3 separate regions of the Homo sapiens genome follow, and all the other regions are linked to region 1. A link is an interaction called in ENCODE POLR2A ChIA-PET data of the cell type or tissue named here. Cell type or tissue: PC-9. All regions are shown on one strand. Links, peaks and the distances in the headings refer to the core of each region. The heading gives the core; the rest is flanking DNA. Region 1 overlaps ZSCAN5A-AS1 (ZSCAN5A antisense RNA 1). Region 2 overlaps TTYH1 (tweety family member 1). Region 3 holds the start of LOC124904775 (a long non-coding RNA gene).

Region 1 (9,760 bases), core at 2,942-7,941:
AAAGTAACCCGCCTGACATCTTCAATGAAACCAAATGTCTCACCTTCAGCATGTTGGTGTTCTGCAGTATCTGGGTGGCTTTCCTCCTGAGTTATAGTAGCACTCAGGGAAAGGCCATGGTGGCTGTGGAGATTGTCTCCATCTTGACCTCCAGTACTGGGTTACATGGATGCATCTTGCTCCCAATTGCTACGTGATTCTCCTTCACCCAGAAAGGAACAGTCTTCAATGCCTAAAGAAGAAGCTGAGAAACCATAAACAGAAGGACTATACTATATTTAGATTAAGAGGAGGGACTATAATGCTTATTAGTGGTAGAGAATTTGTAAGCTAATTGTGTAAAGTGCTCCTGAAAAATCAATAAATATTAAACAACTTGTTTCAAAAAAAAAATGAGATATTGGCAAGTTACTTACAGAAGCAAACCTGAATATCCAGTGAATAAGAAGATTCTGGGCTCATTGGAAGGTATTGAGTTGTCACAATTAATTTTTCACAGTAACAGATTTATCTTGTTATACTCTCCCCTCTTCCAGGATTCAACTTTCACTAGTCTTCAGTTTTAAAAAAGAAGATGCTAAGCCTAACTAGTAATCAAAAATGCAAATTAAAAAGCCACGAAATAGCATATTACTTTGCAGAATAAAAGAAAAACTTACAAATCTGTAATCACTAAATATTGACCAGGATGTAAAGCAACATGTACCTGCACACGCACACACACAGAACTAGATAAACTTCACACCTGTTAAGGAATAATTTCCAGGAGGCATTGTTAAGTAAAACAAGCAAGTTATAAATGAAAGTACAGGGCGGGTGGAGCCAAGATGGCTGAATAGGAACAGCTCCAGTCTACAGCTCCCAGCATGAGTGACGCAGAAGACAGGTGACTTCTGCATTTCCAACTGAGGTACTGGGTTCATCTCACTGGGGAGTGCCGGACAGTGGGTGCAGGACAGTGGGTGCGGTGCAGTGCACTGTGCATGAGCTGAAGCAGGGCGAGGCATCGCCTCACCTGGGAAGCACAAGGGGTCAGGGAATTCCCTTTCCTAGTCAAAGAAAGGGGTAACAGATGGCATCTGGAAAATCGGGTCACTCCCACCCTAATACTGCACTTTTCCAATGGGCTTAACAAACGGCACACCAGGAGATTATATCCCACACATGGCTTGGAGGGTCCTACACCCACAGAGCCTCGCTCATTGCTAGCACAGCAGTCTGAGATCAAACTGCAAGGCAGCAGTGAGGCTGGGGGAGGGGCGCCTGCCATTGCCGGGGCTTGAGTAGGTAAATAAAGTGGCCGGGAAGCTCGAACTGGGTGGAGCCCACCACAGCTCGAGGAGGCCTGCCTGCCTCTGTAGGCTCCACCTGTGGGGGCAGGGCACAGACAAACAAAAGGCAGCAGTAACATCTGCAGACTTAAATGTCCCTGTCTGACAGCTTTGAAGAGAGTAGTGGTTCTCCCAGCATGCAGCTTGAGATCTGAGAACAGGCAGACTGCCTCCTCAAGTGGGTCCCTGACCCCCGAGTAGCCTAACTGGGAGGCACCCCCCAGTAGGGGCAGACTGACACCTCACACGGCTGGGTACTCCTCTGAGACAAAACTTCCAGAGGAATGATCAGGCAGCAGCATTTGCGGTTCACCAATATCCGCTGTTCTGCAGCCACTGCTGCTGATACCCAGGCAAACAGGGTCTGGAGTGGACCACCAGCAAACTCCACAGACCTGCAGCTGAGGGTCCTGACTGTTAGAAGGAAAACTAACAAACAGAAAGGACATCCACACCAAAAACCCATCTGTACGTCACCATCATCAAAGACCAAAGGTAGATAAAACCACAAAGATGGGGAAAAAACAGAGCAGAAAAACTAGAAACTCTAAAAATCAGAGCACCTCTCCTCCTCCAAAGGAATGCAGCTCCTCACCAGCAACGGAACAAAGCTGGATGGAGAATGACTTTGACGAGTTGAGAGAAGAAGGCTTCAGAAGATCAAACTACTCCAAGCTAAAGGAGGAAGTTCGAACCAATGGCAAAGAAGTTAAAAGCTTTGAAAAAAAATTAGACGAATGGCTATCTAGAATAACCAATGCAGAGAAGTCCTTAAAGGACCTGATGGAGCTGAAAACCACGGCATGAGAACTACGTGACGAATGCACAAGCCTCAGTAGCTGATGCGATCAACTGGAAGAAAGAGTATCAGCAATGGAAGATGAAATTAATGAAATGAAGCGAGAAGAGAAGTTCAGAGAAAAAAGAGTAAAAAGAAATGAACAAAGCCTCCAAGAAATATGGGACTATCTGAAAAGACCAAATCTACGTCTGATTGGTGTACCTGAAAGTGACGGGGAGAATGGAACCAAGTTGGAAAACACTCTGCAGGATATTATCCAGGAGAACTTCCCCAATCTAGCAAGGCAGGCCAACATTCAAATTCAGGAAATACAGAGAATGCCACAAAGATACTCCTTGAGAAGAGCAACTCCAAGACACATAATTGTCAGATTCACCAAAGTTGAAATGAAGGAAAAAATGTTAAGGGCAGCCAGAGAGAAAGGTCGGGTTACCCACAAAGGGAAGCCCATCAGACTAACAGCGATCTCTCGGCAGAAACTCTACAAGCCAGAAGAGAGTGGGGGCCAATATTCAACATTCTTAAAGAAAAGAATTTTCAACCCAGAATTTCATATCCAGCCAAACTAAGCTTCATAAGTGAAAGAGAAATAAAATACTTTACAGACAAGCAAATGCTGAGAGATTTTGTCACCACCAGGCCTGCCCTAAAAGAGCTCCTGAAGGAAGCACTAAACATGGAAAGGAACAACTGGTAGCAGCCACTGCAAAAACAAGCCAAATTGTAAAGACCATCAAGGCTAGGAAGAAACTGCATCAACTAATGAGCAAAATAACCAGCTAACATCATAATGACAGGATCAAATTCACACATAACAATATTAATCTTAAATGTAAATGGGCTAAATGCTCCAATTAAAAGACACAGACTGGCAAATTGGATAAAGAGTCAAGACCCATTAGTGTGCTGTATTCAGGAAACTCATCTCACATGCAGAGACACACATAGGCTCAAAATAAAGGGATGGAGGAAGATCTACCAAGCAAATGGAAATGTTGGCCTGGCTAGCTAGGTTGGGGGAGTTATCATGGATGATATCCTAAAATATGTTTTCCAAATTGGTTCCATTATCCCCATCTCTTTTGGGTACACCAGACATAGATTTGTTCTCTTTACACAATCCCATATTTCTTGGAGGTTTGGTTATTCCTTTTCATTCTTTTTTTTTTTTCTATCCTTGTCTACCTATCTTATTTCAGAAAGGCAGTCTTCAAGCTCTGAGATTCTTTCCTCTGCTTGGTCTATTCTGCTATTAATACTTGTGATTGCATTTTAACATTCTTTTATTGTGTTTTTCAGTTCTGTCAGGCTGGTTACATTCTTCTCTACACTGGCTATTTTGTCTGTCAGCTCATGCAATGCTTTATCATGACTTTTTAGCTTCCTTGCATTGGGTTAAAACATGATACTTTAGCTCAGTGAAGTTTGTTTTTATCCGTATTCTGAAGTCTACTTCTGTCATTTCAGCCATCTCAGCCCAGTTTCAAACCCTTGCTGGAGAGGTGATGTGGTCATTTGGAGAAAAGAGGGCACTCTGACTTTTTGTGTTTTCACCATTCTTGTGCTGATTTTTTTCTCATCTTTGTGGGCTTACCTACCTTTAATATTTGAAGTTGCTGACCTTTGGATGAGTATTTTTTTCTTTTAATAATTTGGCCACTTTTCTATAGGGCTGCTGTGGTTTGCTAGGAGTCCTCTCCAGTCCCTAGTCATCTCAGATTTTCCAGTACCTGGAGGTATCACCAGTGAAGGCTGAGAAATAGCAAAGATGGAATTCTGCCCATTCCTCTGGGAGCTCTATATTTGTGTTTGTAACACAAAAAATAAATTCTTGGGGTGATGGATACCCCATTTATCCTGATGTGATTATTATGCATTGCATGCTTATATCAAAATATTTCATGTAACCCATAAACATATACACCTACTATGTACCCACAGAAATAAAAAATAAAAATAAATGGTTATGTCAATGTAACTGATACATCATGTTGGAAAAGTGAACAAAATAAAAAATTTAAAAATAATAATAAAATAATTTGTGCAAGATCAGATCATCACCAAATGGTAGAGATGTGATAAAATAGGCAGTCTGTGAGCCACCCCACCCTTTCTTTGCAGAGATTGTGGTGCAGTGGGGTGGTCTATAGTCCAAGCCCAGGCAGACCTCCAGGCATCTAGAACACCCCACTCTATGCAGAGAACTTGGAGCCAAGGAGGTTTCCTATCTGATCTCCATGGCTAGTCACACCTCTGGGTACATGGTTGACACTGGTGCTTGTGTCTGCTATCAGGAAGCCTGTACATGGGCCTGCCCATTCCAGACTTGTCCATCTTGGAATGCATGCTTTGAATTTTTAAATCTGTAATCTCTTATTTTCCATTTTGGTTAGGGATCATTGCTGAAGAGCTAGTGTAATCTTTCAGTGGTGTCACAACATTCAGATTTTTCATGATGCCAGAATTCTTACAATGGCTTCTTCTCATCTGGAGATGTTGGCATTCCTAATTTTTGTAATTATTTTCATGCAGACAAGATTCTTATATATATATATATATTTTTCTTTTTCCTTTCCCCTGTCTCCCTAGAAGGTGTGAGCATACAGTATGTTTGCTACCATCTTTTGGCTTTGCTTTTATAGCCCTATGGACTCTTCTCATGTCTGGCTTTATATTGAGCTATTGTGCAGTTTGGCATACTACCAGCAGATGGCATGCATGAATAAGAGATGGCTGTGGCCAATGTCACTAGGTATATACTTTATTATTGTTTACTAAGAGAAGCTCTCAAAAAATTCAAAGCATGCATTGCAAGGAAGCTCAGCAACACCCAAGGCAAGGTTCAAAATCAACACAAATATTTCTACAGCAATCTAGTAAATGAAGGAAGAGATAAACATGTCAAAAAGAAATCAGTCAGAGCTTCTGGTATTGAAAAGCTCAATTAAGGAATTTCAAAATACAATTAAAAGCTTTATCAATAGACTGGAGCAAGCAGAAGAACGAATTTCGGAATTGAAGTCTGGTCTTTTGAAGAAACTCAAACAAAAAAAAGAATTAAAAAAAAAATAAAGTCTTTGAGAAAGATGGGATTATATAAAGTGACCAAACTTATGAATTAATGACATTTCTGAGAGAAGGAGAAAAGGTAAATGACCTGGAAAACATATTTGAGAGAATAATTTAAGAAAATCTCCCTAATCTTGCTGGAGAGGTAGACATCCAGATAGAAGAAATCCAGAGAACACCTGGGAGATACTATACGAAACAGACATCACCAAGACATAGTCACCACACTGTCTACCATCAATACTAAAAAAAAAAAATCTTAAAGACAGCTACAGAAAAATGTTAGATTATGCACAAAGGGAACTCCATCAGACCAACAGCAGACTTCTCAGCAGAAACCTTGCAAGCTGGAAGGGATTGAAGGCCTATTTTCAGCATTCTGAAAGAAAAGAAATTCCAACAAAGAATTTTATGTCACACCAAACTAGGCTTCAAAAGCAAAGAAGAAATAAAATATTTTACAGACAAGCAAGCAATAAGGGTATTTGTTACCACTAGACCAGCCTTACAAGAAATCCTTAAGGGAATTCTAGACATGGAAACAAAGGAACAATACCTGCTACCATAAAAATACACTTAAGTATATGGTCCTCAGATCCTATAAAGCAACCACCCAATAAAAACCTACAAAGCAACTAGGCAACAACTTCATGAAAGGATGAAAACCTCACATATCACTATTAACCTAGAATATAAATGGCCTAAATGCCTTACTCAAAAGGCGTAGAGTGGCAAGTTTGATTTTAAAAAGAAAGACTCATTTGTCTGCTGTTATCAAGAGATCCATCTCACATGTGACAACACCCATACGGCTCAAAGTAAAAGGTTGGAAGAAAATCATACAAATGGAAAACAAAAAAGAGCAGGGGTAGATATTCTTAGATCAGACAAAACAGACTTTAAAACAACAAAAATAAAAAAGTATGAAGAAAAACATTTCATAATGATAAAGACCTCAATTTAATAAGAAGACTTAACTATCTAAATACATACGTACCCCACATTAGAGTACCCAGCTTCATAAAGCCGTAGTTCTAGATCTATGAAAAGACTCATCCACACAATAATAGTAGGGGACTTCAACACCCCACTGACAGCATTAGACGGATCATCAGAGCAGAAAACTAACAAAGAAACCTGGACTTAAATCTGACACTTGACCAATTGGCCCTAATAGACATTTACAGAACACTGAAGCCACAACTACAGAGTGCACATTCTTCTCATCTGCACATGGAACACATGGACAACAAGCTCAGCCTAAAGCAAGTTTCAATCAATTAAAAAAAATAAAAATCATGGCAGCCATACCCTTGGACCACAGTGCAATAAAAATAGAAATCAATACCAAGATCTCTCAAAACCACACAATAACATGGAAATTAAATAACTTGCTCCTGAATGACTTTTAGGTAAACAATGAAATTAAGGGAGAAATAAAAAAAATTCTTTGAAATACTAGGCTGGGCGCAGTGGCTCACACCTGTAATCCCAGCACTTTGGGAGGCCGAGGCGGGTGGACCACCTGAGGTCAGGAGTTCAAGACCAGCCTGGCCAACTGACGAAACCCCATCTCTACCAAAATACAAAAATTAGCCGGGCATGATGGCGGGTGCCTGTAATGTCAGCTACTCAGGAAGCTGAAGCGGGAGAATTGCTTGAACCCAGGAGGCAGAGGTTGCAGTGAGCCGAGATCACACCATTACACTCCAGCCTGGGTGACAGAGCGAGACTCCGTCTCAAAAAAAAAAAAAAAAAAAAAAAAAAAGAATGCAATTCCATTTACAATAGCTGAAAGAAAAAAAAAAAGCCTAGACTATATATAACCAAGAAGGTGAAACATCTCTACCAGGGGAACTACAGAACACTGCTGAAAAAAATAATAGATGACAAAAATTAATGGAAAAGCATTCCATGTTCATTAATTGTAAGAATCAATATTGTTAAAATGGCCATACTGCTCAAAGCAATTACATATTCAACGCCAATCCTATCAAGCTACTAACATCTTTTTTCACAGAACTAGAAAAAAACTACTCTAAAGTTCATCTAAAACCAAAGAATAGCCTGAATTGTCAAAGCAATTCTAAACAACAACAAAAACAAAGCTGGAAGCATCACATTACTTGACTTCAAACTGTACCACAAGACTACGATAAGCAAAACAGCATGCAAAAACAGACATAGATCAATGGAACAAAAAACAGAACCCAGAATTAAGCCACACACCTACAGCCATCTGACCTTAGACAATGGCAACAACAGAAAAACAATGGTGAAGAACTACCTATTTAATAAATGGTGCTGAGATTGCTGGCTAGGCATATGCAGAAGAATGCAACTGGACCCCTACATTTCACCATATACAAAAATTAACTCAAGAAGAATTAAAGATTTAAATGTAAGACCTCAATCTAAGAGATGTCTAGAAGAAAACCTAGGAAACACCATTCTGAAGATTGGCTTTGGAAAAAAATTTATTACTAAGTTCTCAAAAGCTATTGCAACAAAAAAATGACAAATTGGATCTAATTACACAGCAAACGAAACTAATAACAGAGTAACAGACCACCTATAGAATGGGAGAAAATATTCAAAAACTGCATCAAAAAAGGTCTAATATTCAGAATCAACATAAAAAGTAAACAACTAAACAAGCAAAAATAAAGTAACCCCCTTAAAAGTAGGCAAAAGATGTAAACAGACACTTGTCAAAAGAAAACAAGCAGCCAACAAACATGAATAAATGCTTAACTTTACTAGTCGTCAGAGAAATGAAAGTCAAAACCACAATAATGAGATGCCATCTTACACCAGTCAAAATGACTATTATTAAAAAGTAAAAAAAACAAGAGATGCTGGCAAGGCTACTGAGAAAAGGGAATGCTTATACACTGTGGTGGGAATGTAAATTAGTTCAGCCACTATGAAAAGCAGTTTGGAGATTTTTCAAAGAACTTAAAACAGAACTATCCTTTGACCCAGCAATTCATTACTGGTTTTATATCCAAAAGAAAATAAATTTTTGTACCAAAAAGACACATGCACCCATATGTTCATTGCAGCGCTATTCACAAAAGCAAAGATGTGAAATCAACATAGCTGCCCATTATTAGTGGATTGGATAAAGAAAATGTGGTACATATACACCATGGAATACTATGCAGTCATAAAACGGAACAAAATCTTGTGCTTTGCAGTGACATCGATGCAGGTAGAAACCATTATCCTAAGTGAATTAACACAGGAACAGAAAACCAAACACTGCATGTTCTCACTTATAAGTGGAAGTTAAACACTGAGCACACATGGACATAAAGATGGGAACAGTAGACACTGGGGAGTACCAGAGGGGAGAAGCAAGACAAGAGGCAAGGGCTGAAAAACTATTGGGTACTGTGCTTTCTATCTGAGTGACAGGATCAATCATCAAACCTCAGCATCATGCAACATACCTAAGTAACACACCTACTCATGTATTCCATGAACCTAAAGTGGAAATTAGTTTTGAAATAAAAATTTTTTAAAAATAAAAACATTCATTGTTGGGATAAATAAACTACCCAGATTACAATGGTGATACACAAAGAACAAAATAAGATATTTGACCTACCAAGATGTGAGAAAGTAAATTATCATGAAAAACTTTTTTTTTATGTTTTTTAAATTGTATTGACTATTTCAAGGAATATTTAGATGTTGACTTTCTCTATTTTTCTATTTTCAATTTCAATAATTTCTACTCCAATTATTATTATTATTTCTTCTGCTTGCTTTGGGATTAGAGTACAGAATACAGTACTTTTTCTAGTTTCCTAAGGTATAAACATAGACTATTGAATATAGAATTATCTTCTTTACTGATATACTTAATACTATAACTCTCCTATTTCCCTCTTAGCATTTCTTTTGCTTCATCCTACAAATCTGGTAAGTTGTAACTTCATTTTTATTTAGTTCAACTTTTGTTTGTTTGTTTGTTTTTGTTTTTGTTTTCTGAGACAGAGCCTGGCTCTGTCACCCAGGCTGGAGTACAGTGACACGATCTCGGCTCACTGCAACTTCTGCCTCCCAGATTCAACTGATTCTCGTGCCTCAGCCTCTTAAGTAGCTGTGTTTACAGGCATATGGCACCACGCCCAGCTAATTTTTGTATTTTTAGTAGAGGCGGGGTTTCGCCATGTTAGCCAGGTTGGTCTCATACTTCTGGCCTCAACTGATCCATCCACCTTGGCCTCCCTAAATGCTGGGATTACAGGTATGAGCCACCATGCCCAGCCAAGGTCAAATTATTTTTAAAATTTCTGTTACATTTCTTTTATTTATTTATTTATTTATTTTTTTTTTTTTTTGAGACGGAGTCTCGCTCTGTCGCCCAGGCTGGAGTGCAGTGGCGCCATCTCGGCTCACTGCAAGCTCCGCCTCCTGGGTTCACGCCATTCTCCTGCCTCAGCCTCCCCAGCAGCTGGGACTACAGATGCCCGCCACCATGCCCAGCTAATTTTTTTTTTTTGTATTTTTAGTAGAGATGGGGTTTCACCGTGGTCTCGATCTCCTG
Region 2 (9,760 bases), core at 2,730-7,729, 1.9 Mb after region 1:
TACATCTAGATCTTCCACCCATCTTATCTATAGAAGTTTTTGGCCAGATGGAGAGCCGATATGTCACTACTGCTGCTAAACCAACCGTCCTTTCCACACTGACTTGAAATCTGTCTTCTGTCATGTGTGTATATATATATATACACACACACACACACACACACACAGTTAGATCTATTTCTAGGCCATCTATTCTGTGCCAGAGATGCCTGTGTCTTCCTGTGTCAGGACACGCGCATTACTTTTAGAATCAGAAGAAAGCGTTTTGTTTTTTGATTTTTTTTTTTTTTTTTTTAAAGAACAATGTCTTTGGACCCCTTGCTGAGCCTGGACAGGCGCAGAAATTCCTGGCAGCTGGGAGGCCGGGGGAGAGAGGACAGCAGGGAGGATGTCCCAGCCCTGGCCAGGAGGCCGAATCAAGGGAGAGGAGAAATAAGGAGGACCCAGCTGCTTGTAAAATAGTCTTCCCTTTTATTTTAAATCAACCCTTTTCCAAGTTAGTGCCACGAGTTGAGATCAGGGGGTCAGAGCCCACTGGGATGTGGCAGGGGCAGCAGGGGGACTCATGTCCCCCACCCCCAGCTTAGTCCCTCCAAGGATGGGACCGGCAGCCAGGGATGAAGGGTGCGAGGCGAGGCTGTCTGCCCCCTCCCCTGCCAGCCCTACTCCCTAGTCTGCCCCCTCAGCTACTCCCAAGGCCAAGGACAGAAATGGGAGCACAGTGGCCAAGAGCAGGGAGGCGGTCCTGTGCAGGCTGTCCATGGCCAAGAGTGTTAGTGGTCAGAGCCCAGGCAGGCTGGGTTAGTGGGGTCTCCTCCGGCAGCCAGGGAAGGAACTGCGGAGAGAGGGAGAGACAGGGCAGTGATGCAGGCTGGAGGGCCTGCCCGGTGCGATCCACCCAGCAGGAGGCACGCAGCCCATGCCTGGAGCAGCTCGGAGGGCGGGAGGGGGGCAGAGGCCCGGCTGCAGGAGCTGGGGTGGCCCTTGGAAGCTCACCGAAGAGGGGAGCCAGGCTCCAGTCCAGCCGGGAGGAGGGGCTCAGATAGACGACTGCCACTGCACAAAGCGCTTGGATTCCTGCTAGGAGATTCGGGGTAGCGGGGGAGAGGAGGGAATGGAGTGGGAATTGGCTTTGTACTGTGGGACCCCAGCCCCTCCTCCCTCAGACCCAGGAGTCCGGGCCCCAGCCCCTCCTCCCTCAGACCCAGGCGGCCAGGCCCTCAGCTCCTCCTCCCTCAGACCCAGGAGTTCAGGACCCCCCGCCCCTCCTCCCTCAGACCCAGGCATCCAGTACCTGAGGGTTGAAAGGGTCGTCATCGTCTGTGTCATCGTAGTCGTCACTGGGGTTTGATGCGGGGCATGGCAGAGAGGCGGGATGGGGACCCATCAGGAGGCTGCACCCCCCACCCCCACTGCCACCGTGGTCCCCAGGTGCTGCCCCTCCTCTTCCCTCCCCAGGACCCTACCCTCCCCCGCTCCTGACCTGGGTGGGAAGAGGGCCCAGGCTCGGGGCAGGCTGCAGAGGGCAGTGGCCAGCGCTCCTGCAGACAGCAGGGAGAAGAGTAGCAGGAAGAGCAGGCCTTCCAGGGCGTCTTCGCACAGGCCCCGCAGGGCTGCACCATAGTCCTGAGGGGAGGGCGTCATCAGGCCATGCGTCCCCACCCCCTCCCCCATCGGCACACACTGTGCACATCAGTCTGACCGTCCTCCCGGCTGTGGTACTGCACACGTCAACTGACCACTCTGTGCCTCAGTTTCCCCTGTCAAAGGGCAGTTCTGAGAATACAGTGGGTACAGTGGGGTCTTTGGTGTGATAGGCCTGGCACTCAGGAATTAATTGCCCAGCCTCCAGACTTGGCTTCTCCTGAGCTGCACCCGCCCTTGTCATTGCAGGCCCCTATCTCCCTTTCACATGGGTCCTCCCCAGTCAGCACCCCACATCTAGAACCAGTCCAGCATCTCCCACCAGCCCTGGGCCCTCTCCTCCATCTTCATCTACCCAGGAACGTGAGAACTGCTACTTCCGTTTCCCTTCTCCCTCCCGGCAGCGGCACCTCCTGCAAGAGCATCCTCCCCTGCACCAAGCGCCCACAGGCCAGCCACCGCCAGCTCCGCCTTGGTCCAGGGGCGAGGGCTTCATAACCTGGGCCCTGCTGACATTTTGAGCCAGATCATTCTCTGTGGTGACGGCGCTGCCCTGTGTGTTGTGGGGTGCTGAGCAGCCCCACTCAGCTCCACCCACCAGATGCCAGGAGCACCCCCTCCTGCAGTGTGACAACCAACAGCAACTCGGCACCCGGCCAGGTGTCCCTGGGGGCAGAACTCCTCACCCAGCCAGGTGTCCCTGGGGGCAGAATCACTGGCCTAGAGCACGTGGAACAGCACGTCGAAAAACCAACCAGTGGCTCAAGATGACACCGCGCACACAATACACACTCAACATGCCAACAAATGCTGGCTCTGATGACTGTCGTCCCAAGAAATCAGCAGAAACGGCCTTCACCGAGTGCTAAGCACCTGCACAGCGTATGTATTCAGTGGGGGTTGACAGAGCCTGCTCTGCCCCAGGCGCTGCCCCCAGTACCAGGAAACTTCGGTAAACAGGACCGAGAAGGTCATCTCAGAGGCTGGTGTGCAACGAGGTAGGAGGGCGGGGGTCAGTGCAGGGCAGGGGTAGGTCGGGTAACCCCACTAGCAGGGATGGGTCCTCCAGGAAGGAGCCAGGCAGAGGGCTGTGCAGAGGAAGCTGGGAGGGGCTGAGGCCAGAGGCAGACAGATCCAGGACTGACCACCCAGGCCCTTGTAGGTCAGGGCGAGGAACAGGGATTTTAATCCATGTCTGAGGGGAATCACTGAGCGTTTTAAGCAGAGGAAGAACTTGATCGGATTGTGTTTTAAAAGGATCACCTGGCTGGCTGGCTGCTGCATGGAGGACAGACGGGGGTAGGCGAGGGGGGACAGGGAAGAGGCCCCTGTGGTCATGGTGGCTAGGATGCGGGGACCAGGGCACAGCAATGGTGGTAGGAACAGCGGTGGGAGTCCATATAGGTTTCAGAGGAAGGGCCAACAGAACTTGTTCTGAGAATGGTTGTGGGAGCTAAGAGCCTGAGTTTCTGGCAGGAGCACCTGGTTGAGGTGGGGTGTCTGTTACTAAGCCAGTGAGGGTTGGGGTACGGACCTGTCGGGGCAATGGAGGCTCTGTTTTGAGAGTATTGGTACATGCACACTGTCCTTCATCCTCACAACAGCCCTGCCAGGCAGACACTGACCCTCTCACGCTGCCGCCTCTTGCAATGGTGGAAAGAAGTTGCAGCCCAGAGAAGGCAAGCTACTTGCCCAGAGTCACACTGTCTGGAAGGGGCAGAAGCGATATTGGAGCTGATTCTCTTAGGCTCCAGTGCCCTCCCTCCTTCATCCTCATCCCTGATGTCCCTTATTGTTGATTTTTTTTTTTTTAATAGAGATGGGGTTTCACCATGTTGGCCAGGCTGGTCTTGAACTCCTGAGCTCAAGGAGTTCTGATCTGCCCCACTGGGCCTCCCAAAGTGCTGGGTTTATAGGCACGAGGCACCCATCCCTAGCCCCCTCCTATTTTTTTTTTTTTTTTTGAGACGGATTCTCGCTCTGTCACCCCGGCTGGAGTGCAGTGGCTCGATCTCAGCTCACTGCAACCTCCACTGCCCAGGTTCAAGCAATTCTCGTGCCTCAGCCTCCTGAGTAGCTAGGAATACAGGGGTGTGCCACCACGCCCGGCTAGTTTTTTTGTATTTTTAGTAGAGATGGGATTTCGCCATGCTGGCCAGGCTGGTCTCAAACTCCTGACCTCTGGTGATCCGCCCACCTTGGTTTCCCAAAGTGCTGGGATTACAGGCGTGAGCCACAGTGCCCGGCCCCGCCGCTTATTCTTGATTTTAATCTGTGAGGACCCTGGCACACTGACAGGGGAGATGGAGACCCAGGGTCTCATGGTGCAGTGGTAGGGAAGGGTAGAGTGATCTGTCCTCTTCCTTCCCTTCCCTCCCTCCACAAAGGAGTCTGGGGGCCTGTATTCCAGCCCAGTTTCTGCCTAGGCCACAGAAAAGCGCCTGAACCCCAGTTTATCCTTATGCAAAAGATCAGGGCAGCCCTGGGCTGGGTGGGGGCCCAGCCTTTCTCAGCTCAATAGTCAGCAATTCTGAGCATGGCTTCAGTGCTTACTCCCCACTCCCTTTTTGGAATGCCAGTTCCAGAAGGGTGGGAGGCAGTGGGAGCCACAGAAGGGGTCTGTCTGAGCCAGACCAGGGAAAGCTCAGATCCATGCGATGGCGTAGACAAATCCCTCTTGGGTAGGGTTGCCAGATCAAATTCAGGACTTCCAGTTACATTTGAGTATCGGATGCCCAATACATAATTTTCTAGTATAAGTATCTCCCCAGCATTGCACCGGGCGTACTTATAGCAGAGTGGTTTGCTGTTTGCTGAATCTGGCAGCCCTATTCTAGGGTCCATGGGGGGATGGATGGGGAGGGGGCCATGCTTCCTTCTGCAGGGGAGAGAACGAGGCCTCAGCTGCGGCAGGGGCATTGGGCATTGAGAGTAGATGGATGAAGACATTCCAGAAGCAGAAAGGACAAAACTGGGCAACTGCCTGGCTGTGGGGGGCAGAGGGCGGGGCCCTCCGGAAGGTCCCTCTCTCCTCAGTGTGCATGGGCTGGCTGGCCGTGTGACCTTGGGAAGGTCCCTCAACTCTGCTCCTCATCTTCTAACCTGTTAGGTGGGATAATCATAGTTCCTTCTTCATAGCATTGTTATGAGGCATCGATGAGTTACCACCTGTGAAATGCAACAGGGTCAGGTACTTGGTGAAGCTATGCACATGTGAGGTCTTTGATGGGAAGACTGGCCGGGGAAAGGCATCCTCGGGTGTGTGTTTTAGAACAGCTCTTACTGGTTTTGTTTGTTTGTTTGTGACAGAGTTTCGCTCTTGTTGCCCAGGCTGGAGTGCAGTGGCACAATCTTGGCTCACTGCAACCTCTGCCTCGTGGATTCAAGCGATTCTCCTGCCTCAGCCTCCCGAGTAGTTGGGATTATAGGCGCCCACCACCATGCCCGGCTAACTTTTTCTATTTTTAGTAGAGACGGGGTATCACCATGTTGGCCAGACTGGTCTTGAACTCCTGACCTCAGGTGATCCACCCGCCTGGGCCTCCCAAAGTGCTGGGATTACAGGTGTGAGCCTCCGCGCCCGGCCAGCTCCTACTGTTTTATAAGGGGATTTTTTTTTTCAATCCTCACAGCCATCCAGTGAAAAAAAAACAAACAAAAAAAACTCGTCCTTCCTCACGGTACGGGTGGGAAGCAGAGTCAGCCACGCTCACCTGCCTATGGCCGTGCAGCCTGCGGCAGAGCCCAAACTGGAGCCTGCAGGACACCAGATATCTTTCCTCCTGGGCACCCTGCCCACCCCTGCCTGTCCAGTGTATGAACAGCACAAGCCGCAGGGGAGCTGGACAGGTGCCCACTCTTGCAATCCCAGGTTTATAAGTGAGGGAACTAACTGAGGTACAGAGAAGTTAGGTGACTTGCCCTTGGTCAGGAGGTAGGACTGGAACCCAGGCAGTCTTGCTCCAGAACTCACTAAGCGGCAGCCTCTAGGAGGGAGGGAGAGGCAGGAGGACGGAGAGAGGAGAGAAGACAAGGAAGGAAAAGGTGGCAGGAAGGGACGGGGAGGGTGGGATGGGGACCCAGCGGGGAGTGCGGGAGTTGGGGGGAAAGGGAGGGAGGAGGGAAGGAATATGGATAATGCTTGATAGGTAGGTAGACGACAGGTTATAAATAGGTAGAGAATAGATATAGGACAGATAAATCATATAAACAGAGGATACAGAGATATCCTCAGGCGCAATGGCAGGGGTCCAAGGAGAAGGAGGAGGTAGTTCTGTGGGTCGAGACAGAGGCCCCCCGTGGGAGAAGAAATTGGGAGGGGAGGGGCTTCACCTTGTGCAGGCTGCGGCAGTGTAGCAGTGCCACCAACTGGTGGAAATTTCCTTCTGTCACATTCAGAGTCTCCTCCAAGGACAGCAGAGGCTTCTGCGGGGCGAGGAGGGGTCGTTTTCCCACGAACTCTTCAGGCCCGCCCATCGCCCTGGCCCCGCCCTGCGTCCCCGCCCACAACCCAAGGCCCCGCCTAGCTCTGCAGCCCCGCCTACGCCCCACAGCTCCATCCCGCCCCGTCCGCCTTCCCCGTGGGGTCCGCGTGTCTGGGGAGCGCCCACCCACCGACCTGCGCTGAAGGGAACTGAGGCACAGCTTCTCGCTCCAGGCCCAGCAGCTGGGAGTGGATGTTGGCCAGAGCTCGCTGGGACAGAGTCAGCCTCTGCAGAAAGAGAAAGGGAGGGAGGAGGACCCAGGAGTATACGCCCCCGGCCCTCTCTCCTCTCCTCCGGACACAGCACTCGGGCCCCTGGCCTGCATCCTCCCCGGAACCCAGGAGTCCAGGCCCCAGCCCCAGCCCCGCCCCCTCCCTTCAGAGTCCAGATTTCTGGCTCCCTCAACACCCGTTTCCCCTGCCCGCAGCCCTAACCTGTTGGAAGGGGTTGGAGACGGCCCGGTTGCAGAGGAGATAATAGCTCAGGATGTCTGAAGTGGGAGGAGGAGAGGGGAGGAGGCCATGAGCCTGGGCCCCCAGGGATCTCCCGGGGGAAGGCCGGGCACTGGGGGGTTAGCAGGGTTAGGGGCCTCAGCCCAGCCCTGGAGCCCGATGGCCTTACCTTCAGAGACCCGCCAGCCCCGCGTCCCTTCTGCTCCTGCCACAGCCAGAGCAGGCGCTGGTGGGCAACCCTATACTCCCTGGGAACCCCTGACTAAATGGTGCTCCCCAGTTTTCTCCAGGGGGCCAAACTCCCCATTCCTGACGCCCAGGAGCACCCTCTCCTGACCCTCCTCTCTCTTCCTGGCACCATTATCTTTATCCTGCCCTCTTTTCCAGCCCACCAGGAGAGGCGCTGCCAGCTGGAGCAGAAGGGATGAGGGTCTGGCGGGTGGCGGGGCTCCAGGAGGGCTCCGAGCTGGGGAGTGGCCAGGAGCCCTGCTTCCCTTCCAGAGGGCTGGGTCTCGCCTGGCAGGCTGCACCCCCACCCCACCCTGGGCAGGACCGGGCACAGAGGAGGCCTGAGGAAGCCAGGGCCTGCACTGCCCAACCCGGCGGACCCACCGGGCCCTTGGAAATCACCTGAGCTGAGCCCTGTCTCCTCCTGGGTCAGGTTCAGAACATAAGGGTCTGGATTGGAGCAGAAGTCACTGAGGCCCTGCGTGAGGCAGCAGAAAAGGGGCTCAAACCCAAAACTGCCCCGATTCCACACTCCCACAGCACCCAGTGCCTGGCTCCCCAGCTCCCCTCCCCACCCAGGGGTCCAGGTCCCAGCCCCTCTTCCCTCAGACTCAGGAGTCCAGGCCCCAGGCCCCTCGTCCCTCAGACTCAGGGGTTCAGACTCTCCAGCCCTTTCTCCCTCAGACTCAGGAGTCCAGGCCCCCAGCTTCTCCTCCCTCACACCCAGGAGTCCAGACCCCCAGCCCCTCCTCCCTCAGACCTAGGAATCCAGGTTTCCAGCCCCTCCTCCATTACAGCTCAAACGTCCAGGACACCAATCTGTACCCACTCAGGCCCCAGGAAACAAGCCCTAAACCTCAGAGCTGTGATCGTGCCCCCCAATTCCTTTCTCTACTAAGCCATGCCATCCCGAGATCCAGAAGTTGAAGTCTCCAGGCCCCCTGAGTCCCAGAGCCCAATGGCCCGGCCCTGGCACTCACCACGGCCGTGGCTGCCTCCAGGCCCATGGAGCCCCAGCTCAGGACGAGAACCAGGAGACTCATGACTGTCATCCTAGAGTGGGGGAGGGAGGATCAGCCCGGGGTTCTTAATCTCCTAGCCTAGCCTCTTTCCACACCCCAAATCCCATCACAGCCGCCCCCCACCTCCACCCACCTCTGGAGCCTGGAGGATCAGAATTAGGGAAACACAAGTTCAGTGGTTGGGGGTAGGCCAGTGGCTGCTGATGTCCAGCTGGACATCTGGCTCCTGCCCAGATGAGCAGGGTGTGGGGTATGAGCAGGGCCCTGGGCTGGGTGGTCGCAGCTTGGATCCCAGCTCCAGGACCCTGGGACGGTGACTGCTCACCTCTGGGCTCACTTCCCCCGAAGGCTCCCCCAAGTCCACCCACAGCCTGATCAGCCTCTGGCTCTGCCCTGTCTCCTCTGAGAATGGGAGACAGTGCCAGGGCTGAAATCTGAAAGTCTCTGGACTTTCCGGGTGGGGAGGGGTGCAGGGGGCGTGTCAGCATTGGTAGGGTGACCAGTAAGCAAGAAGGGCACCCAGGGGTCCCCAAACTGAAGGCCTGGCTTCCAGTCCCAGACCTGCCCTGTGTTGGCTAGGTTTATGGGTCTGCAAGCCTTACGCGGGGTCTCTCCCACTCTCTCAGGGGCAATGGAGGTACAGGTTCAACTCTGCCTCACCCCACCAGGGCCAGAGAGAATGCAGGGACTCCTCCAATGAGAATGGCCTGTCTGGTTCAAATCCCAGCTCTAGCACTTCTAGCTGTGTGGCCCTGAGCAAGTGGTCCAACCTCTCTGATCTTCAGTCTCTCCCTCTGTTAAACAGGGAGAAGGGCCAGGCATGGTAGCTCATGCCTGTAAACCCAGTACTTTGGAAGGCTGAGGCAGGCTGATCACTTGAGGCCAGGAGTTCGAGACCAGCCTGGGCAACATAGCAAGACTCCATCTCTACAAAAATATACAAAACTTAGGCCAGGCACGGTGGCTCATGCCTGTAATCCAGGCACTTTGGGAGGCTGAGGCGGGCGGATCACCTTAGGTCAGGAGTTTGAGACCATCCTGACCAACATGGAGAAACCCCATCTCTACTAAAAATACAAAATTAGACAGGTTTGGTGGCATACGCCTGTAATCCCAGCTACTTGGGAGGCTGAAGCAGGAGAATTGCCTGAACCCAGGAGGCAGAGGTTGCAGTGAGCCAAGATCGCGCCGCTGAACTCCAGCCTGGACAACAAGAGCCAAATTGCAGCTCAAAAAAAAAAAAAAAAAAAAAAAAAAACTTAGCCGGGAGTGGTGGCATAAGCCCATGGTCCCAGCTACTCTGGAGGCTGAGGTGGGGGGATCACTTGAGCCTCAGGGGACAGAGGCTGTAGTGAGCCGTGATCATGCCACTGCACTCCAGTCTGGGCAACAAAGCAAGACCTTCTCAAAATAAAAAACAGAAATAAAAAACAGGCAGAAGGAAGCACCTTCCTCACAGGGGGCATGAGGTGCTCCAGGGAGTGCAGAGAAGAGTGTCGGGCGCGTAGAGCGAGCTGTGAAATCAGTGTGGTCCTGCGGCTTTGCCACGACACTTAAGGACGGCTCAGTCTTGGACTTGGCCACCCTCTGCGCTCTTAGTCAGGTCCCTGACCGGCCACATGGAGCCTTATGGTAGCTCCTTCATGGGGTGGAGGCAACTGAAGGACTCAGCGTGCATGACCCTCAATAGATCATCATCCTCATCTGTTTTTTTTTTTTGTTGTTGTTGTTTTTGAAATGGAGTCTCACTGTGTCGCCCAGGCTGGAGTGCAGTGGTGCAATCTCAGCTCACTGCAAGCTCCGCCTCCCGGGTTCAAGCGATTCTCCTGCCTCAGCCTCCCGAGTAGCTGGGACTATAGGCGCCCGCCACCACGCCCGGCTAATTTTTGTATTTTTAGTAGAGATGGGGTTTCACCGTGTTAGCCAGGAT
Region 3 (9,760 bases), core at 2,631-7,630, 74 kb after region 1:
AGTTAATAGGAAGACCTGAACAAACAGGTCATTTTCTGTAGTGGAATGAGCATGAGCTTGAGAGTCAGATCCAGGTGTAAATCCCAATCCTGCTACTCCCTTACCCTGAGATAGTGTCCAAAAAGTCTTTCTTGGGCTGGGTGTGCTGGCTCATGCCTGTAATCCCAACACTGGCAGGTTGAGGCAGGTGGATCACTTGAGGTCAGGAGTTCGAGACCAGCCTGGCCAACATGGTGAAACCCCATCTCTACTAAAAATACAAAAAATTAAGCTGGGTGAGGTGGCGGGTGCCTGCAATCCCAGCTACTCAGGAGGCTGAGGCAGGAGAGTTGCTTGAACCTGGGAGGCGGAGGTTGCAGTGAGCCAAGATAGTGCTGTTGCAGTGAGCCAAGATCATGCCATTGCACTCCAGCATGGGTGACAGAACGAGATTCCATCTCAAAAAAAAAAAAAAAGTTTTTCTTGGAGCTTCATTTTCCTCTTACATAAAATCATAGACTTTTAGGGGGAAATAAATGAGGTGAAGGTTGTAAAACACTTAGCAATATGTATAGCATATAATATTTATATGGCTCATAGAAGCATAATACTATTATAATTATTGTTATTACATGTTATTATCATGCATTATCATCATCTCAGAGGTTCTTATGAAATCTATACTTCTTTAAAAATGGTGATTTTCGCAATTCCTTGTCTTTGTTTAAATGCATAATTCTCTCCTCTCTCGCCTCCCTTCTTTCAGATGTTTTAGGTAGAAGTAGAAAGAGGAAAGTGTTAGAGTTTCTTCCAAAGAATATGGGAAGATGTTCTGATTGCGTCGTTTAGAACATCCAGGGTCTAGAGTTGCAGTTTTTCTGGGTTAAGGCACTCAGAACATTTTATCTATCAAAGCCACTTGGGACTGGTAGGTCCTGATAGCATAGATGCAGGATTCCTTAATGCCCTTTGCAACTCCATCCCTGTAAATTCAACGAGCCTCCTTCTGGCTTGGAGATGAAAGGAAGATGAATAAGATGATTCTTACTAGATCTGGGATCCCAAAGCTCTGGCTTTCGGAAAAGTGAAATATTATTTGTTCCAGAGGGCACATAACATGTTCCTGGCACATTGGAGGGCTATTCCTCATAAGCTGGAGCTCAGCGCTTGCCCTTAAAATGCACTTCACCCAGCTCACCGTCTCATGTAGGCCAAAGCTGGAAGAACCTTAGATATCACCACATTCCAGAAGCCCAATGCTAAATGTTGAGTATGTGGGCAATCTTCTTGGAAGAAGAGTTGAAGCTGTTACCAAGTCATTGGAGGTATGCCTGGCCCCAAGAAGGGCAAAGGATCACTGCCTAGTCCCAAGGCATCATTCAGATGTGCATGTGAGGAGTCTCTACCAAGTGTCTCTATGTTCAGTAATACATACTCCTACCTTACCCATCACTAAGGAATTTATAATCTACTAAATTTGTTTTTAAAAAAGTATTGTTTCTACCAAAAGACATATGCAAAACGACTTACAGCATAATTACCCATATAGATAAACGTTGGAAATAATCCAAGTGTCCGTCAACAATAGAATGGATAAATAAATCAAGGAATGGATAAATAAATCAATGGAATATTGCACAGCAATAAAAAGGATGAACTATCGATACATACAACCACATGGATGACTTTTATCAATATAATGTTGAATGAAAATCAGGGCCGGGCGCAGTGGCTCATGCCTGTAATCTCAGCATTTTGGGAGGCTGTGGTGGGTGGATTACTTGAGGTCAGGAGTTCGAGACCAGTGTGGCTAACATGGTGAAACCCCGTCTCTACTAAAGACACAAAAAAATTAGCCGGGCATGGTGGTGGGTGCCTGTAATGCCAGTTACTTGGGATACTGGGAGGCTGAGGCAGGAGAATTGCTTGAACCCAGGAGGCAGAGGTTGCAGTGAGCCAAGATCATGCCATTGCACGCCAGCCTGGGCAACAGGAGCAAAACTCCGTCTCAAAAAAACAAAAAAACAAAAAAAAAAAAATTAGAAACGAGACTGCATACTGTAACATACAACTTTTATGAAACTCTAAAATAGTCAAAATTAATTTATGGTGATAGAAGTTAGAAAAGTGGGCCGGGCACGGTGGCTCATGCCTGTAATCCTAGCACTTTGGGAGGCTGAGGCGGGTGGATCACTTGAGGCCAGGAGTTCCAGACCAACCTGGCCAACATGGTGAAACCTTGTCTCTACTAAAAAATACAAAAATTAGCCGATCATGGTGGCAGGCGCCTGTAACCCCAGCTACTCAGGACGCTGAGTCAGGAGAATCACTTGAACCTGGGAGGGAGGCAGAGGTTGCAGAGAGCTGAGATTGCACTCCAGCCTGGGCAACAGAGTGAGACTCCATCTCAAAAAAAAAGTTAGAAAAGTGGTTACCTGTAGGTAGGCACAGATTGGAGGGGCAAGAGGGAGACTTCTGAGGTACTGGAAATATTGTGTCTTCTTATCTGGGTCATAGTTATGTGAATCTATCCGTCTATCCATATGTAAAAATTTATTAAACTGTAACCTTAAGAATTGTACACTTCACTATATGTAAGTTATACCTCAATAAACAAACAAAAATAAAGAAAAATTGTGATAGCCAAACTTTAGACTTGAATTGTTATTTAAGCTCTTTATTTTACATGTGAAATTTTCAATAATATCAGTTTTTGGTGTTTCCAAACAGGATATTAGTCTGAAGAAATAATCTCTTTTTCTCCCCTTTTTCTCCCCTAATACACTTTTCAGTTGTATTTTGATTCTCTCTCTCTGTCTCCCTCTCTCTCTCCCTCTCTCTCTCAATTTGCTCCTGGATCTGATCCAGTCCTGAAAGACACTTTCAAGTCAGGCAGCTATCTGTGCTTTATCCAGCCTCTTCTGGGGAATACTGGACAGATAACAGGGTTCTCTCTAAAGAAAATTAGGTTTCATTCACCAGTGGGGGCCATGCTTGGGAGAAAGATGTCCCTGAGCTAAGGGAAAGTCCCAGCTCAGATGTCACTTCCTTCAGGAAGTCCTCCATGATTAATGGAGGCAGATTAGATGCCTGTTCTAGGAATGTCACAGCCCCTGAGCTACCACTGGGAGATCAGTACCATATCCTGTAGACAACATCAATTTGGCCATCAGCCAGGCTTTGGACTTAATTCCTGTCTCTGTCACTTAAGCTCCCTACATTTTATTTTTTTCTTTTTTTTTTTTGAGAGTCTTGCTCTGTCACCCAGGCTGGAGTGCAGTGGCACAATCTCAGCTCACTGCAACCTCCGCCTCCCAAGTTCAAGAGATTCTCCTGCCTCAGCCTCCCAAGTAGCTGGGATTACAGGTGCCTGCCACCACACCTGGCTAATTTTTGTATTTTTAGTAGAGATGGGGTTTCACCATGTTGGCCAGGCTGGTCTTGAACTCCTGACCTCAGATGATCCACCCGCCTCGGCCTCCCAAAGTGTTGGGATTACAGACATGAGCCACCACGCCCAGCCACATTTTCCATTTCTATAAAATGAGTGTAACAGTTTCTTGCAGTTGGTTGTGGAGTTTAAGTGAGGTAATTTTTACAAAAAAGAGTGCTCTCCAAATGTTTATAAATTAAAAGAAAAATATCTTCTAGCTCAGGGCTTCCCAAGCTTCTCTCAAGAAAGTACCACCTCCTAGTTTTTTGTCAATTCCATGTGTATCCTTAGTATTACTTTTTATTGATTGATTTTCCTCAAACATATTAACTTGTTTACTTAGATGGTCACTGTAGCTTTATCCTAAGCAATACCTAAATACAATAAAATTGCAGATTTTTGTCCTACTGATATTTTACTGCACATTAAAATATGTAATTATATTAGTTTCAACACCAGAGGGAAAAAAAAGAAAAAAGAAATTAAAAAAATGTAAAAAAAAGCCCAGGCGCGGTGGCTCATGCCTGGAATCCCAGCACTTTGGGAGGCCGAGGCGGGCGGATCACCTGAGGTCGAGAGTTCGAGACCAGCCTGACCAACATGGAGAAACCCCATCTCTACTAAAAATACATAACTAGCCGGGCGTGGTGGCACATGCCTGTAATCCCAGCTACTAGGAAGGCTAAGGCAGGAGAATTGCTTGAACCCTGGAAGCGGAGGTTGCAGTGAGCCGAGATCGCACCATTGCACTCCAGCCTGGGCAACAAGAGTGAAACTGTCTCCAAAAAAAAAAAAAAAAAAGTAAAAAAATATTTAATTACTAAAACAAAATCTATATATTTCCCAAAATATTCTCTAATATGTCCATGGTTGGTAGATATTACAGAGCTTAGAAAAGTTTTGCTAGTTGAGAGCAGAGGCTCAAACCTGAAGTTAGTGGTGTTCTCCTTGCCGATATTGTTTCATTGTTATTTTTATTAACTTTTTTCTTTTTAAAAACATTTTTTATAGCATTTAACAATTTTTTAATTTTTATTTTTTTAAAACAAGGTCTCGCTCTGTCACCCAGGCTGGCGTGCAAGGGCACGATCACAGCTCATTTGCAGCCTCGACTTCCCTGGCTTAAACTAGCCTCCACCTCAGCCTGCTGAGTAGCTGGGACCACAGTCAAGTGCCACCATGCCCAGCTAATTTTTATATTTTTTGTAGAGATGGGGTTTCGTTACATTGCCCAGGCTAATCTTAAACTCCTGAACTCAAGCAGTTCACCTGCCTTGGCCTCCCAAAGTGCTGGGATGACAGGCGTGGGCCACCGTGCCCGGTCAACTTTTTCATTTACTTTCAGATAAGCTGCTTGGCATGCACACAAATCCTGAGTATGAAACTCCCTTAAAATCCATTTTTAGCTACTCAAACACATGAATTTTCTGCCACTAAAATTTTTAGTACACACGCCACAAGCATACCTCCATAGATCTCACAAGTGCCTCTCAATAAACAAAAGGGGCAGAGAGGACAGAACGGGTAAACGAGAGGCATGAACAGGAACCAAATCCCAAAGAAAAGGCTGATTGAATTCTAGAGACTGAGATCCCAGGGAAATCGTACGAGGGTCCAGGTAAGAAGAGGGTAAGATCAGAATTACAGGGTGCAGCCAGGCGCGGTAGCTCACATCTGTAATCCCAGCACTTTGGGAGTCCGAGGCTGGTGGATTGCTTGAGCTCAGAAGTTCATGGTTCTACCATGTTGCTCAGACCAGCCTGGGCAACATGGTAAGACCTCATCTCTATTTTAAAAAAAAAATTAATAAAATAAGTACAGGGTGGGAAGACACAATGCTGTTCCAGTTATCTGTAGCTGTATAACACATCACCCCAAAACTCAGTGACTCAGAACAACAGTGCTTTTAGTATCTCTGTGGGTCAGGAAATCGGTGGTGGGCTCAGCTGGGTGGTTAGGCTCAGGGTCTCTTCTGTGCTGACTAGAGCTGGATCTCCAGGTGACTGAAACAGCTGGGGCCCACCCACCAGCTCTCTCTTCTCATGCTGTCTCAGGTCCTCTCCGTGTGTCGTGGGCTAGGTGGGGCTCCCTCACAACATGGCAGCCTCTGGACAATGGGACAGCTGAGGGGAACTGAGGCCTTCGTGCACTTAAGGGGGAGGTTGTGTCGTCTTTTCTGACCTAGCCTCAGGAGTCACGCAATGTCCCTTCTGCCACTTTCTGTTGGAGACAAGCAAGTCACAGCCCTGCCCAGATGCAAGGGGATGGAAATCCAACTCCACCTCTTGATGAGGACCTGACACATTTGAACAGATCAGATGGGAGAGTGTTGTGATCATCTTCAAAAACCACAGCAAGTGTGTTTGTGTGTCTGTTACCCCCTACACCGGAAGGCGTGTCGGTCACCCCCCACACTGGAAGGCGTGTCTGTCACCCCCTACACTGGAAAGTGTGTCTGTCACTCCCCACACTGGAAGGTGTGTCTGTCACCCCCCCACACTGGAAGGTGTGTCCGTCACCCCCACACTGGAAGGCGTCTCTGTCACCCCCCACACTGGAAGGTGTGTCTGTCAACACCCACACTGGAAGGCGTGTCCGTCACCCCCACACTGGAAGGCGTGTCCGTCACCCCCACACTGGAAGGTGAGACCTTCAAGGACAAGGACTCCATTTCCTCTCAGTGTCCCTTGTGCCCACACGAGACCTGATACGTAGTCAGTGCTCAGTATTTATGGAAGACTCTATTGGTGGCCCAGAAAAGGCTCACAGAAGAGATAAGCTTGGTTGTGCTGAAACCACACCCCCTCACTACCCTGTTATAGCACCAAGAGGCGGGTGGGAGCTGAGTCCTGGGAACCTGCGAAAGGCTTGCAGAATCCCCCAGCACCTGTGTCTAAGAAGATGGGCAGTGGTAGGAGGCAGGAGCCAGGTGTGAAAGGCTTGCAGAGTCTCCCGGCGCCTGTGTCTAAGAAGATCGGGCAGTGGTGGGAGGCAGGAGCCAGGTGTGAAAGGCTTGCAGTCTCCCGGCGCCTGTGTCTAAGAAGATCGGGCAGTGGTGGGAGGCAGGAGCCAGGTGTGAAAGGCTTGCAGAGTCTCCCGGCGCCTGTGTCTAAGAAGATCGGGCAGTGGTGGGAGGCAGGAGCCAGGTGTGAAAGGCTTGCAGAGTCTCCCGGCGCCTGTGTCTAAGAAGATGGGCAGTGGTGGGAGGCAGGAGCCAGGTGTGAAAGGCTTGCAGAGTCCCCTGGCGCCTGTGTCTAAGAAGATGGGCAGTGGTAGGAGGCAGGAGCCAGGTGTGAAAGGCTTGCAGAGTCCCCCGGCGCCTGTGTCTAAGAAGATGGGCAGTGGTGGGAGGCAGGAGCCAGGTGTGAAAGGCTTCCAGAGTCCCCCAGCGCCTGTGTCTAAGAAGATGGGCAGTGGTAGGAGGTAGGAGCCAGGTGTGAAAGGCTTGCAGAGTCCCCCGGCGCCTGTGTCTAAGAAGATGGGCAGTGGTGGGAGGCAGGAGCCAGGTGTGAAAGGGGACCAGCTCTTCAGCCAGGTAACAATGGTGGGCATCTCGCTCCCACATACCAATGGTCTGTTTAGTACTGCAGGGACACTGCAGTCCATATCCCAGGGACAAGTGTTCTGTATCCTCCCGTGACATCTGTTGGGAACGTGGAGATCAGCCCTTGGGTTCATCTCCACCTGCCTCCCTTTGTTCTCCCAGCCCTGATCAGTCACCTGGTTCCAGGGATTCTAACGTGTAAATCTCACTCGAATCTCTCCTTTCGTGTCCATTCACATTGCTTCTGTCCAAACTTGGGATGCCCCTGGTTCCCCGCTCTCCTGCCATCACTCCTTCTGCAAACTCGCCCCTCTTGGACCTAAGCCTGACATGTGGCTCTTCTCTCCACACTCTGTCTTTTGAGGGGCTATCTAACCCCGCTAGAAATGATAGCCAAGTCAGGTGTCTATTCCAGAGCCCTTACGCAGGTATTCCCCTGATGGCAAATACACCTCTGGACATCCCACATGTTAAGTTAAATGAGCATTTAATTTCCCCTTCCCACCAGCTCCTCATCTTGGGTTTCCCTTTCGGGGGGATCCCAGAACCACCTGTTTGCTTTTTTTTTTCACCACTATCTGCAACAGATAATCCATCGCAAAACAGGTGGCTCCGGATTTTTCCAGTGCTTCTCAAACATTTCTTCTGCTTCATCAACAGCCCTTCCCTGAACTCAGGACACAATCGTCACACGACTGGATGTCAGGGATCAAGCCCTGGGTGACCTGCCCACTGGTCCCTGCCACCAGGGGCTGCCCCTATATCTGTCTCCACACTAACTGCCAGAATGATATGAAATTTGAATCATGCCACACCCATGTTTAAATCTCCTCAGTGTCTCCCCCGTTTTTCTGCATCTTAAAATACGTGTCTGTGGATATGTGTATATACAATATATATAATGCATGTATGTATATATGTATACACGCACACACCTGAAAAATGTAAGGACATGCACTACATATTAAAAATACAGGCTGAGCACAGTGGCTTACTCTGTAATCCCAGCACTTTGGTTGGGAGGCTAAGGTGGGAGGATCACTTGAGCTCAGGAGTTCAAGACCAACCTGGGCAACATGACAGAACTCTGTCTCTACAAAAACCACAAAAGATTAGCCGGGTGTGGTGGTGTGCACCCATAATCCCAGCTACTCAGGAGGCCGAGGAGGGAGGATTGCTTGAGCCCAGGAGGTCAAGGCTGCAGTGAGCTATGATCGCACCACTGCACTCCAGCCTGGGCAACAGAGTAAGACCCTGTCTCAAACAAACAAACAAAACAACAAAAAATTTAAAATCCTCTCTTTATGGTGGGATTATGGATGACATATATTCTCCATTATCCTTTTTTCTGTATTTTAAAGCATTTCCTCCTGACTGTTCTTTCTTTTTATTGTGTTTCTAGTTTTTTAGTGTGTGTGCATTTTCTCTTCTGAACTTTACCAGCTACTTAACAAGTTCTATTCAAATATCTCATTAAAAGTTTCATGGGAATACAATTTCCAAATGTATTCACTACATGCATGTATGTTATCTTCAGGATTGGAAACAGGCAATAATTACTGTTTTTTAAATAAGCCCTGAAATAAATCAAGTCACCCTTGAGGCCAGCAGTTAACAAATCATGTTTTCTGCCTCCTCAGAGTTAACTTTTTGATGCCAGTTTAGCAGCTCAACGGGCAGAAATAGAGCCAGGTGCTTTGGGACTCATTAAAACCACCCTAACAACCCTCCTAGGGACCCTGAGAATAGACGACACCATGTTTTTCATCCGTCCAGGTAGGCTGTGTAATTATGATCAGTTTATTCAACCCATCTCAGGGCTGGCAAGAAAAACAGCTTCTTTGAGGGAGAAAAAAAAAAAGCCAAAGGGAAAAACCACGTTGGGTCACAGGCAAGAGGGGTTTGGGAATTAATCAACGTGGACCCGTTAGAGGGAGTGAAACAGTGAGATGGCAGGTGGAGAGTTGCACTGGGCTACGGCACAGAGTCGGCCTGTGAGCACTGAGGCAGGTTGGGTTTTTTGTTTTTCTGTTTGCTCGTGGGCAGCAGCGGGCGGCAGACTTTCTAATTCTCTGTGGCTGACTGGGCAAAGTCTTCCCTACCACAGGCAAATCCATAGCTTCCCTCCCCACTCCCCACCTTGTGCGCTCAGCCGGCTATTGTCCACGCTTTGCTCAATATTGACGTTCTTGGAATTGTAGGTTATATATCACTTTGTGTATTTTTTGGACTATCTAAATATTATTCAAAAGCTTTCCTAACTAAAATGGAAGTTCCTTTCCTGTTTCCAATGGGAGCAGCTTTAAAAATGCAGAAAGCCTGTGAAAATGTCAGAACACGACAAATCATAAACTGATAACGTGCCATTTACTGTACCTCACTTATTCCTAAATAAAATTGTAATAAGAAAATATATATTTTAAAATATATATTTTAAAACTCACAGTTTTTGCATCAAAGGTCACAATCAACAGAGTGAAAGCAACCAATGGAATAGGGGGATACCATATTCGCACATTACATATCTGAAAAGGGGTTCATCTCCAGAGTATATAAAGAACGCTAACTCAACAACAAAACACTAACAACATGATTTTAAAATGGGCAAAGAACTTAGACATTTCTCCAAAGAAGGTCTACAAATGGCCAACAGACACAAGAAAAGGCACTCCACCTCACTAATAATTAGGGAAATGTAAATCAAAACCACACCACTGCTATCAAAAAACAGAAAATAACAAATTTTGCCAAGGATGTGGAGAAATGGGAACCCTGGTATACTGTTAATACACAAGGAAAACAGC

What was found. Peaks named below come from ENCODE experiments on the same cell type or tissue, not always from the same donor. Only the 100,000 strongest peaks of a DNase experiment are listed, where the experiment ranks them.
Region 2: POLR2A ChIA-PET joins it to region 1 with 15 read pairs; 2 of 35 experiments call an interaction of 5 or more read pairs at or near these places.
Region 3: POLR2A ChIA-PET joins it to region 1 with 11 read pairs; 15 of 35 experiments call an interaction of 5 or more read pairs at or near these places.

Annotation. Positions count from the first base shown.
Region 1 is chr19:56,328,789-56,338,548 of GRCh38, reverse strand. It overlaps ZSCAN5A-AS1 (ZSCAN5A antisense RNA 1), which reads right to left. Exons shown (of 3, transcript NR_186830.1): 2 at 44-244. It also overlaps a transcript of ZSCAN5A not described here and the pseudogene VN2R18P. Among named protein-coding and RNA genes, the nearest start is that of ZSCAN5A, 19 kb to the right of the region's middle. In PC-9, for the core only: CTCF peaks have their summits at 4,631 and 4,830 (motif pointing right); a DNase peak (open chromatin) is centred at 4,878; H3K27me3 peaks cover 2,119 bases.
Region 2 is chr19:54,427,408-54,437,167 of GRCh38, reverse strand. It overlaps TTYH1 (tweety family member 1), which reads right to left. Exons shown (of 14, transcript NM_020659.4): 6 at 7,789-7,861; 7 at 7,211-7,286; 8 at 6,563-6,618; 9 at 6,263-6,355; 10 at 5,977-6,069; 11 at 1,484-1,626; 12 at 1,295-1,340; 13 at 997-1,077; 14 at 264-835. The coding sequence ends at 1,039. Among named protein-coding and RNA genes, the nearest start is that of LENG8-AS1, 17 kb to the left of the region's middle. RefSeq lists an enhancer at 6,023-6,317. In PC-9, for the core only: a CTCF peak has its summit at 5,949; DNase peaks (open chromatin) are centred at 4,817, 5,507 and 6,027; H3K4me3 peaks cover 2,522 bases; H3K27ac peaks cover 3,821 bases.
Region 3 is chr19:56,254,668-56,264,427 of GRCh38, reverse strand. All of the region lies in intron 2 of ZSCAN5A (zinc finger and SCAN domain containing 5A), which reads left to right. It overlaps LOC124904775 (a long non-coding RNA gene), which reads left to right and starts at 3,460. Exons shown (of 2, transcript XR_007067350.1): 1 at 3,460-6,774; 2 at 6,919-9,369. In PC-9, for the core only: no CTCF peak of the experiment used is centred there; no DNase peak of the experiment used is centred there.